Regions from separate parts of the Homo sapiens genome. Here region 2 is linked to region 1. Evidence: read pairs that join two places in POLR2A ChIA-PET (ENCODE). Cell type or tissue: Panc1. All regions are shown on one strand. Each heading gives the region's core, and the rest is flanking DNA. Links, peaks and the distances in the headings are about the cores only.

Region 1 (4,409 bases), core at 84-4,083:
TCAGTTGCAACATGACCTGTAAAAGACAGAAATATTTCAACCTCTAGCATTTCTCTCCTTCTTTTTTTTTAATTGAGATGAAATTCACATAATGTACAGCCAACCCCTTTAAAATATACATTCAATGGCATTTAATTCATACAAAATGTTGTGCAACCATCACTTCTTTCTAGCTTCCAAACATTTTTATCACCCACAAAGGAAACTCCATATACCTTAAAGCACAATATCCTACTTCTCTCTCATCAGTGCCTTGCAACTACTAATCTACTTTCTGTCCCTATAGATTTACCTTTTTGGGATGTATCATAAAAATAATATTATGCTATATTTAACGTTTTGTATCTGTCTTTTTTCACTTAGCACAATGCTTTGGAGGTTCATTCATATCCACGATGTAATATATATATTAGTAACTCATTTTTGTTTTATAGCTGAATTATATTCTATTTTGTGAATATACCACATTTTGTTTATCCATTCATCTATTAATGGGCATTTGGATTGCTTCCAGCTTTTGGCTGTTGTGCATAGTGCTGCCATGAACATTTGTGGGAAATAATTATTTGAATACCTATTTTCAATTATTTTGAGCCCTACATACCTAGAACTGAAATTGCTAGGTCATATGGGAATTCTGTGTTTAACTTTATTTTGTTACCCATGTTTTATAGATGTAGAAACTAAGTCTTAATTTCAGTAATATACACAGTATTGGTCAAAAGTTTCAGCAAGATTATGTTTAAAGTCCACTCTAAATCTGAAATTCTATTATTCTAAAATTCAAGACATTCCACGAGGTAGATTCCTCATATACCTTTATTTTCACAGATGTGAAAGAAAACAACATCTCCAAGTCATCTAGCTATGCTGCACCTGCCCATTTCTTGTTGCTTTTTCTTATAACCTGGAGTAACTTAATATAAATCTATGCCTATTTATTTTTCTTAATCTCAACCCCAAAACTTGTGGTTAAATTTGTTGGTGGGACAAAGGAAACAGTTGAACAAGCTCAGACTATTCAAATGATAAGAGCTAAGAATAGAGAAGTCAATGGAAGACTAAAATGTAAACACTTCTTTCAAGACAGGAATTATGATAAACTAAACTTAAAGTTGTGAGTATTGAAAAGAGTGAGGATATAACATGCGTGGCCCAGAATTATGAATTAATGGAAAATGTGAAGGGACACAGTGCAGGCTCAACTCCTACAGCTGGCATAGTTTCTGTGTTTTTCTATTTTTCACTCAGGTTATTTTCCACACTAACTTGATTTTTGGACCATCTCCCTGCTAAACACTTCACATTTCAGTTCCTCTCTGAGCCTTTAGCGGAGATTAAAGTAGCAGTTAAAGCTGGCTATGCCCAACAGTCAAGGCAAATTTTGTTTACAAGATGCTTCCTGTTACAGTGTTTGTATTATCTAAAAAACAGGCAATAAAATCTATGAACTGGAAACCTTCTCTTGTTGTAAACGACTGTTTTAATCAGTATCTTCTGCTGAATAATCTTTCAAGGGCAGTCCAATTTTGATATTAAGAAAGTTATCTGAAACCAGTCTCTAAGTATTTATTGAATTAATGATCAAACACTCAGAACACTGTTGGGCCCCCCAGTGGATACAAAAGTAGTATAAAAAGTCCCTGCTTGTGAGAATTTAACATCTATTTGTGGGGACAAATTAAGCCAATCTTTTTCAAATGGGGAATTAATATGTATGGTTCTGGTATTATGAGATCAAAGTTGGAGAAAACCTGGACCTAGTGTACTTTAATTTGGTGTCATGAAAGAACTAGAACTTAAATTGAGCCTCAAAGAATTTTGAAAGTGTGAAATTATAGGAGAGATAAAAAAGAAAATGATAAAGACAATATGGATAACAGAGAAAGAGTTGACTGAGATTCATGCGAAGTAACAATGGATGAAAATGTACAAAATACACTTAAGGCCTTGCAAGCTGAACAGAGTGGCTTAACTCATTGAGGAAGTCATTGTAGCTTAATGAACTAAGAATGAAATGAGATTGATTTTGCATATACTCATGATGGATATAATTACAAAATTGTTTCCAGAGATAACCGGGAAGCCTGGAGATTACAACTTGATGTAGTCCAAGGATAAAGAGATGAGATTCTAAATGAGGCAGTGGTAATGAAGTGGAATATAAAAGGAAGGAAAGATATAGTTTACATTTAATATGAGTGATATTCATGGTAGCTTTTCCCTATTTTTCACCTCATCAACTTGTTGGTATTGGATATGAGTAAATTGAGAGGTTTTATGACCACCTTTGAAATTGGAAAGTACTGTGGGTAATTCTGTTTTCCTTCATACCATGGTATCATGTCCCCAACTCGTTACTGTTGCTATTTTGCTTTTGTTATCTGGAGATAGAGAGCCCACTTTTCACCAGGCAGACTGCTTATTAATGCTCATGTTGCCCTCAGTTCCTCTCTTGGCCCCACAGACTTCTATAGGCTTACATTGCTGCTGACTTTTAAATACTTTTAGTTACTTTTCAAAATCCAATAGTAACATGCAAAATTTTTCTCTGGTTTTGATGTAGAAAGAAGTCTTGAATGTTTTGTGGTATCGTCATCATCTTTCTTCCTTAATCGTATCTTTTGTTTTCTATCCAGAATCATCTTTCCTCCAGTTCAGTATCTCCTTCAAATCTTCCCACCCAGTCTGCCAAAGATCTTTCCCTGAAGTCAGCCCCACTCCTAACTACCTCTGCATGTTTTTGTACTATAGTTTTATAACAGTGTTGGTGGTAATTTTTTAAAAGGCCTCTGTTCTTAGAATACTCATATACACTTGCCTTTTTCTTTAAGAACTTAAAATATCTCTTTGAGGGAAGGCTGGTGTGCAAATGTCAAGTGCTTTCTTATGTAGTAATTTGAGACTAAATGAGAAGAAAAAAAAACCTCTAGCAATATTGAACATCATTTAGAAAAAAAATCATGTTTAACTAGATCAAGCAATTTCAGCTTTCTTTCTTTTTTTTGAGAGCTTTTCTCATATTAAACTATTCTGATAAACTCTGGCAATGAGAAGAAAAGGAAGATGTTAAAAGCTACAGCCAATAGGAGCTCCTCATTTTGGAAATAATTTTTGCTTTCAAGAATCAATACCAAAAATGTTCCTGTGAAAACTCTATGATTTAGCAGTCACAAAAAAACTGTATTTTCTCCATTTTGCAGATTTTTTTCAATGCTGTTCTGGTTGAAAGCTTGATGGTCTAATAAAGTTGTCATATACAATCTGAGTGTACAACTACAGAAACACTGATTTTGTAGAAAAGCATTCTGAGAACATAGGCATTACTTAATATAGAGTACTGTAAGAAATTATGTCTTTTTATTAGACATTTAAATAATATATATTTTGAAGTTCAAAGTTCATATCTATAAGAGTATCAGTACTTTCTTCAAGTTGTAATAACACTGAAATAAGTATAGAATCTCAGCTTTCAGACTCATTAAATTGAGATATTAAAAAAAACTTTTCACAAATAAATTTCAGTGTAATCTTGTGAGGCATCAATAGTTACAGTAATGTCATGTAAGAATCTTCATTACTTTAAGAAAAATTTGCAGAACAAGTAAAGAAGCCTTCAAAGTCTTTAGACAATTGGATATCAATACTACCATGCCAAACAGAAATGAATAAAGGCTTAATCTAAATTATTTGTGGCAATATTACTGCTATTAGGACTTAGGGTTATCCCTAGCCCCTTTTCCTATTGCACAGCCTCACCTATTTTCTTCCAGCTAGACAATTCACACACATTCTTTTCTCTGCAGGACATATTTTTTTAGCTTGACTCCTCATCTTGCATTCTGTTTAATGCTACTTCTTCCTCAGAGAAGCCCTCACTCAATCTCCAGATTAATTATTATTTGTCAATAGCTCTGTGCTCTGTAGACTGTTAAATCTATGAGGACTAAAAGGAAGTCAGCTTTTGAGCTCCATAGCTGGCACGGGGTACATTTTCCATAAATACGTGTTGAGTGAATATTTAACACATAACCAGCATATTGCTATTGTCATCATTTTTCAGTTTCATTTTGTCCCTAGAATTATTTATGAATGGAAGTTTATAGAGATAAATGCCAGAGTTTTTCAACTTTCTTTAAGAATATGGATCTTTTAGCATTTGGCAGCAGAAATAGTCAGAAGTAGGCAGAAGGGGGTGTACATTTCCCCTGATTAACTTACTATACATAACTTTTATTGGCACAGTAAAATCTGTTGTATTTTAAAAAAACAACTCAAAGATAGAATAATGAATAACAATATAATTGGATTAATGTGGGTGGACTAATTTGTTTTATCATCACTTAAAGGACACTTTGTTTTTAGATGTTCTAGAAGTGTGGTGTTCACATTTGCCCCCTTTGCTACTT
Region 2 (4,409 bases), core at 211-4,210, 410 kb before region 1:
GTTAAGCTATCAAAGGCAGGAAAAGACAACAAACTTCAGGAAAGAGAAGTAAAGGTATGCATGCGTATATTTGTAGAACTTATTCAAAAAGGTCTGTGCATAAAACATAGTAACCATAACATGGAATTAAAATATTTGTATTTCAGATTGGTTATTTATAAATACTTCCTACATACTTTAGAGCCATGCAGAGTTTTGACAGATGTTAATTTGCTATTCTTTAGTTTATTCACTAAAATATAATCATGGTCATCCTAGATCCCCAAAGACATGCAAAGATAACAAAGTCTAAATTTAATCTACCACATTGTTTTTTTTTTTTTTTTGCCCCAACTCTCTTAAATATAGAACAAATCACAGAAGCAATGAGAAATTAAAAAGTAGATAATAGACTCTTCAGAAATGTGCAATTTTATGGGTATTTTTCAACTTGACTCTACTTATTGCTGAAGATTCAGGCCACGTTTTCTTCAGCAGAGTCAGAAGACCAAGGCCTAGCTTAATTTATATTTTGTTAGGCAATAAAATGCTCTACATCTAAACAAATAAACCAAGCAAAACACAAACAAGCAAAACAGCCTCGGCATCTTGAGTCTTTGTTCACTTAATGGATATTTGTTGGATAGCTACTCTATGACTCATTGGGCAACATGCAAACTTTATATGACATGCTGTGGTATGTTAAAATACAGCATTTAAAAAAATGCTTAATGACTGTATCAAGTATTTTTGTTACATTGTACAAGTAAATATAGAATTGAAATACAAACAAGTAATAGACTATTAGCTTATATAATCTTTTCCAAAGCTTTACATGAGAATGCCTTTAAAAAAGAGAAATGAAAGAGGAATAGATCCAAACCTAAGAGTGAGAGCACTGAAAGAGTACCCTAAAGGAAAATGCCACACTCACCACCAGCTTTCTTATTGTCTACCCCAGTGAATTTAGATGGTAATAGCTTCATAAGTATCCATCTTTGCCAAATAATAGTGCAGAATTATGGGGAAAAACAAAATAACATAACACGCCAGCTTTGCCTTTTTTGGAACAGATGATTGTTTCTAATATGCTTGCTTCTACTATGGAGTAGATTTGAGGAAGGCCAACATAAGAGTGTAATTTCTGTTACTTCATATAATTGTACATTGTTCAGACTTTCACATAATGAATTTGTGAATGTTCTAAAATTATAAATATTACTTTAAAAAGCATGAAACATATTCAGGATGTATCACTGTCTGTACAAACATACAGGTAATGATAAATGATGGGGTAATATAAATACTTACATCATTTTTAATGATAAACGATGGGTAATAGAAATACTCTGAAATCATTTCTGTTTTAAAACCAGTTAAAGTTTAAAACAGAAAAGTAGCAAATGAAATGGCCCTTTCAGATAAGCTAAAAATAAAAGCCTGAATATGTTTTTATCACATTAAAATAAACGTAATAATGTTGAGAAAATCTACTAAAAATCTACTAACAATGGAGAAGTGTAATGCACTAAAACACGTTCTGGTCTTCCGCCTTTTGTTGTAAAATATCCCACAAGTTTTGTATTATGTTATCTTTTATTAGATTTCTGTAGTAACCAGAATTTAATATCTGAAACTTGTTTGCCAAAGCCTGTCACTATTCTTTATGAACCTGGCATCAATCTCAAGAGATATTCATGTTTCAGATCTTAGTATTCTTTGAGATGAAAGAAGGATTGTATAATTTCTGAATGGGTTATATTCCTTTCTTACATAATTCTCTGGTTACAAAAAAAGTATAAATCTTTTATTTGACCAGGAGTGTATCTAATTTTTAAAGAATTAGTAGTTAAGAACTGGTCCTCTTTAATTTTCTTGTAGGAACTGACAAAAAAAAAAAAGTATCATATCCCCCAGTTTTAGTAAACAGTCTTTATTTCTTTATATATTAAGTATGGCTCGATTTTAAAAAATTATCTTAGAATTCAACTTTGTGTACGTTCCTGATGTATTCATCTCATATGCAAAGATCTATTTTTTCTTTGATTTGTCATAGTTTATGGTACCTGAATTAAAATTTGTCAGTTTATCTAGCTCTACCTTTCATTGTGATTACATATGGCATTTGTATGTTTTATTTATATATTTCAATTTTAGCTGTTTGAGGGTTCCCATATTGAGTCTAAAATTAAAGGTTTTTTTTTTTTTTTTTTTTTTTTTTTGAGACTGAGTCTTGCTCTTGTCACTCAGGCTGGAGTACAATGGTGCGATCTCCACTCACTGCAATCTCCGCCTGCCGGGCTCAAGCCTCCCTAGTAGCTAGGATTATAAGCACACACCACCATGCCCAGCTAATTTTTGTATTTTTAGTACAGAAGGGGATTCACCATGTTGGCCAGGCTGGTTTCGAACTCCTGACCTCCAGTGATCCGCCACCACCCCCCGCCCCACCTTGGCCTCCCAATGTACTGGCATTACAGACGTGAGCCACCGTGCTGGGTCCTAAAGTTAAAATTTATAGATAAATAGTATGCATGTAAGAGGTAATCTATTAGGCTGGGTGTGGTGGCTCACGCCTGTAATCCCAGCACTTTGGGAGGCCGAGGCAGGCGGATCACGAGGTCAGGAGATTGAGACGATCCTGGCTAACATGGTGAAACCCCGTCTCTACTAAAAATACAAAAAAATTAGCCGGGCGTAGTGGCGGGCGCCTGTAGTCCCAGCTACTTGGGAGGCTGAGGCAGGAGAATGGCGTGTACCCGGGAGGCGGAGCTTGCAGTGAGCCGAGATCCCGCCACTGCACTCCAGCCTGGGCGACAGAGCGAGACTCCGTCTCAAAAAAAAAAAAAAAAAAAAAAAAAAAAATTAGCTGGACGTGGTGGCGGGCACCTGTAGTCCCAAATACTTGGGAGGCTGAGTCAGGAGAATGGCGTGAAACCGGGAGGCAGAGCTTGCAGTGAGCTGAAATCACGCCACTGCACTCCAGCCTGGGCGACAGAGCCAGACTCTGTCTCAAAAAAAAAAAAAAAAAAAAAAAATCTATTAAAATATTTTGAGAGGTTAGATGTTAGATGGGGAGAAGATAATTGTATTCACCAGTTAAATTATTTTTTCTCAAAATTTATTTGACATGAGAAACAACCCTTAATGAAGGGGTGTAATAGAAAGAATTTATATTTTATATGGACGAAATCCAGCTCTTATTTCTGGACAGCTACATGTATGCTGAAGGCTAAACTTTTTTTCTTTAAAATTAATATAATTAGAGCTTCTTTAGCTTAAAAGATGATTTTCTGATTACTGATGGACTATTTGAAAGACTAATTATGTTAGAACAGGACTGAAGAAGATAGTTGACTGCCCAGATGCACATAGCTTTTTCCTATATTTTATGTTTGCACATAAGCCATTAGAATTGTTTTATTTGATTAAATACCAATAACTCCTTCTCACAATTGCCTGGTTATTTTCATAGTTCAACATTATAGTTATAGAAGAGTAATATTAAAATAAAGGATAGTAACATTATTCTGTATTGGCTTAAAAACTTTTTTCCTGGGTCTTTTATCACACAGAAGAGTATATAATAAAAGTGAGATATCAAGTAGCCTCAAATTTCTGGGACAAAATTTTAGGTGTGATTTCTGATACTATTGTTTGGAAATCAGCTAAAATTGAGTCCGTTCTTGAATGTTTTCCTAATGAATTTAAGACTGAAATGACAACTTATATATTTAGTATATACTATATTTATCTTATCCAATGAATGATGTGACGTGTTTGAAAACAGCAGCTTTTCATCTGTAAAATGCAATAGAATCTTCTCTTATCAACTAGACTTCTTTTCTATTTTGTAAAAATTGGTAGACTTAGGAAATTCATCAAAATATCCAATTCCTGATGAGAAGAAAATTTCACCATCTTATTCATTAGCTTATGTAAATATCTCTTTTAATGAAACATGGTGTTTTTCAATTAAATTGATCAGTTTTTTAAATAAAATTTATTTAACATAATGTTACAATAACAAAATTTATTTCAGTAGAATATTTTGCTTAAAATATTTTAATGTTTCCACCTTTTCTAACACAATTCCTTTTAAGAAATATTCTTCATTTGAAGTAATAATCTGTGTAAATATATTTAACTGATTGTAAAATATTAACCATTTATTTGAATTTGCCATGGTCATTCTGTAATCATTCTGTCAAATGCTGAAATTGTATTTTATTGAAGAGATAAATTACTTTATCCTTTTTTGGGCAGAAGAAAATGCAGGCAAGTAATGTTTAAAAAACACATTTTGGCCAGGCATGGTGGCTCATACCTGTAATCCCAGCATTCTGGGAGGCCAAGATGGGTGGATCACGTGAGGTCAGGAGTTCAAGACCAGCCTGGCCAACATGGTGAAACCCCGTCTCTATTAAAAA

Evidence for each region. ChIA-PET counts read pairs that join two places held together with the same protein. Peaks named below come from ENCODE experiments on the same cell type or tissue, not always from the same donor. Only the 100,000 strongest peaks of a DNase experiment are listed, where the experiment ranks them.
Region 2: POLR2A ChIA-PET joins it to region 1 with 7 read pairs; 1 of 35 experiments calls an interaction of 5 or more read pairs at or near these places.

What each region holds. Positions count from the first base shown.
Region 1 is chr5:104,728,556-104,732,964 of GRCh38, reverse strand. The region is part of intron 2 of LOC105379109 (a long non-coding RNA gene); the gene reads left to right. Among named protein-coding and RNA genes, the nearest start is that of NIHCOLE, 650 kb to the right of the region's middle. In Panc1, for the core only: no CTCF peak of the experiment used is centred there; no DNase peak of the experiment used is centred there; H3K27ac peaks cover 1,268 bases.
Region 2 is chr5:105,143,269-105,147,677 of GRCh38, reverse strand. No RefSeq gene overlaps it. Among named protein-coding and RNA genes, the nearest start is that of NIHCOLE, 1.1 Mb to the right of the region's middle. In Panc1, for the core only: no CTCF peak of the experiment used is centred there; no DNase peak of the experiment used is centred there; H3K27ac peaks cover 1,217 bases.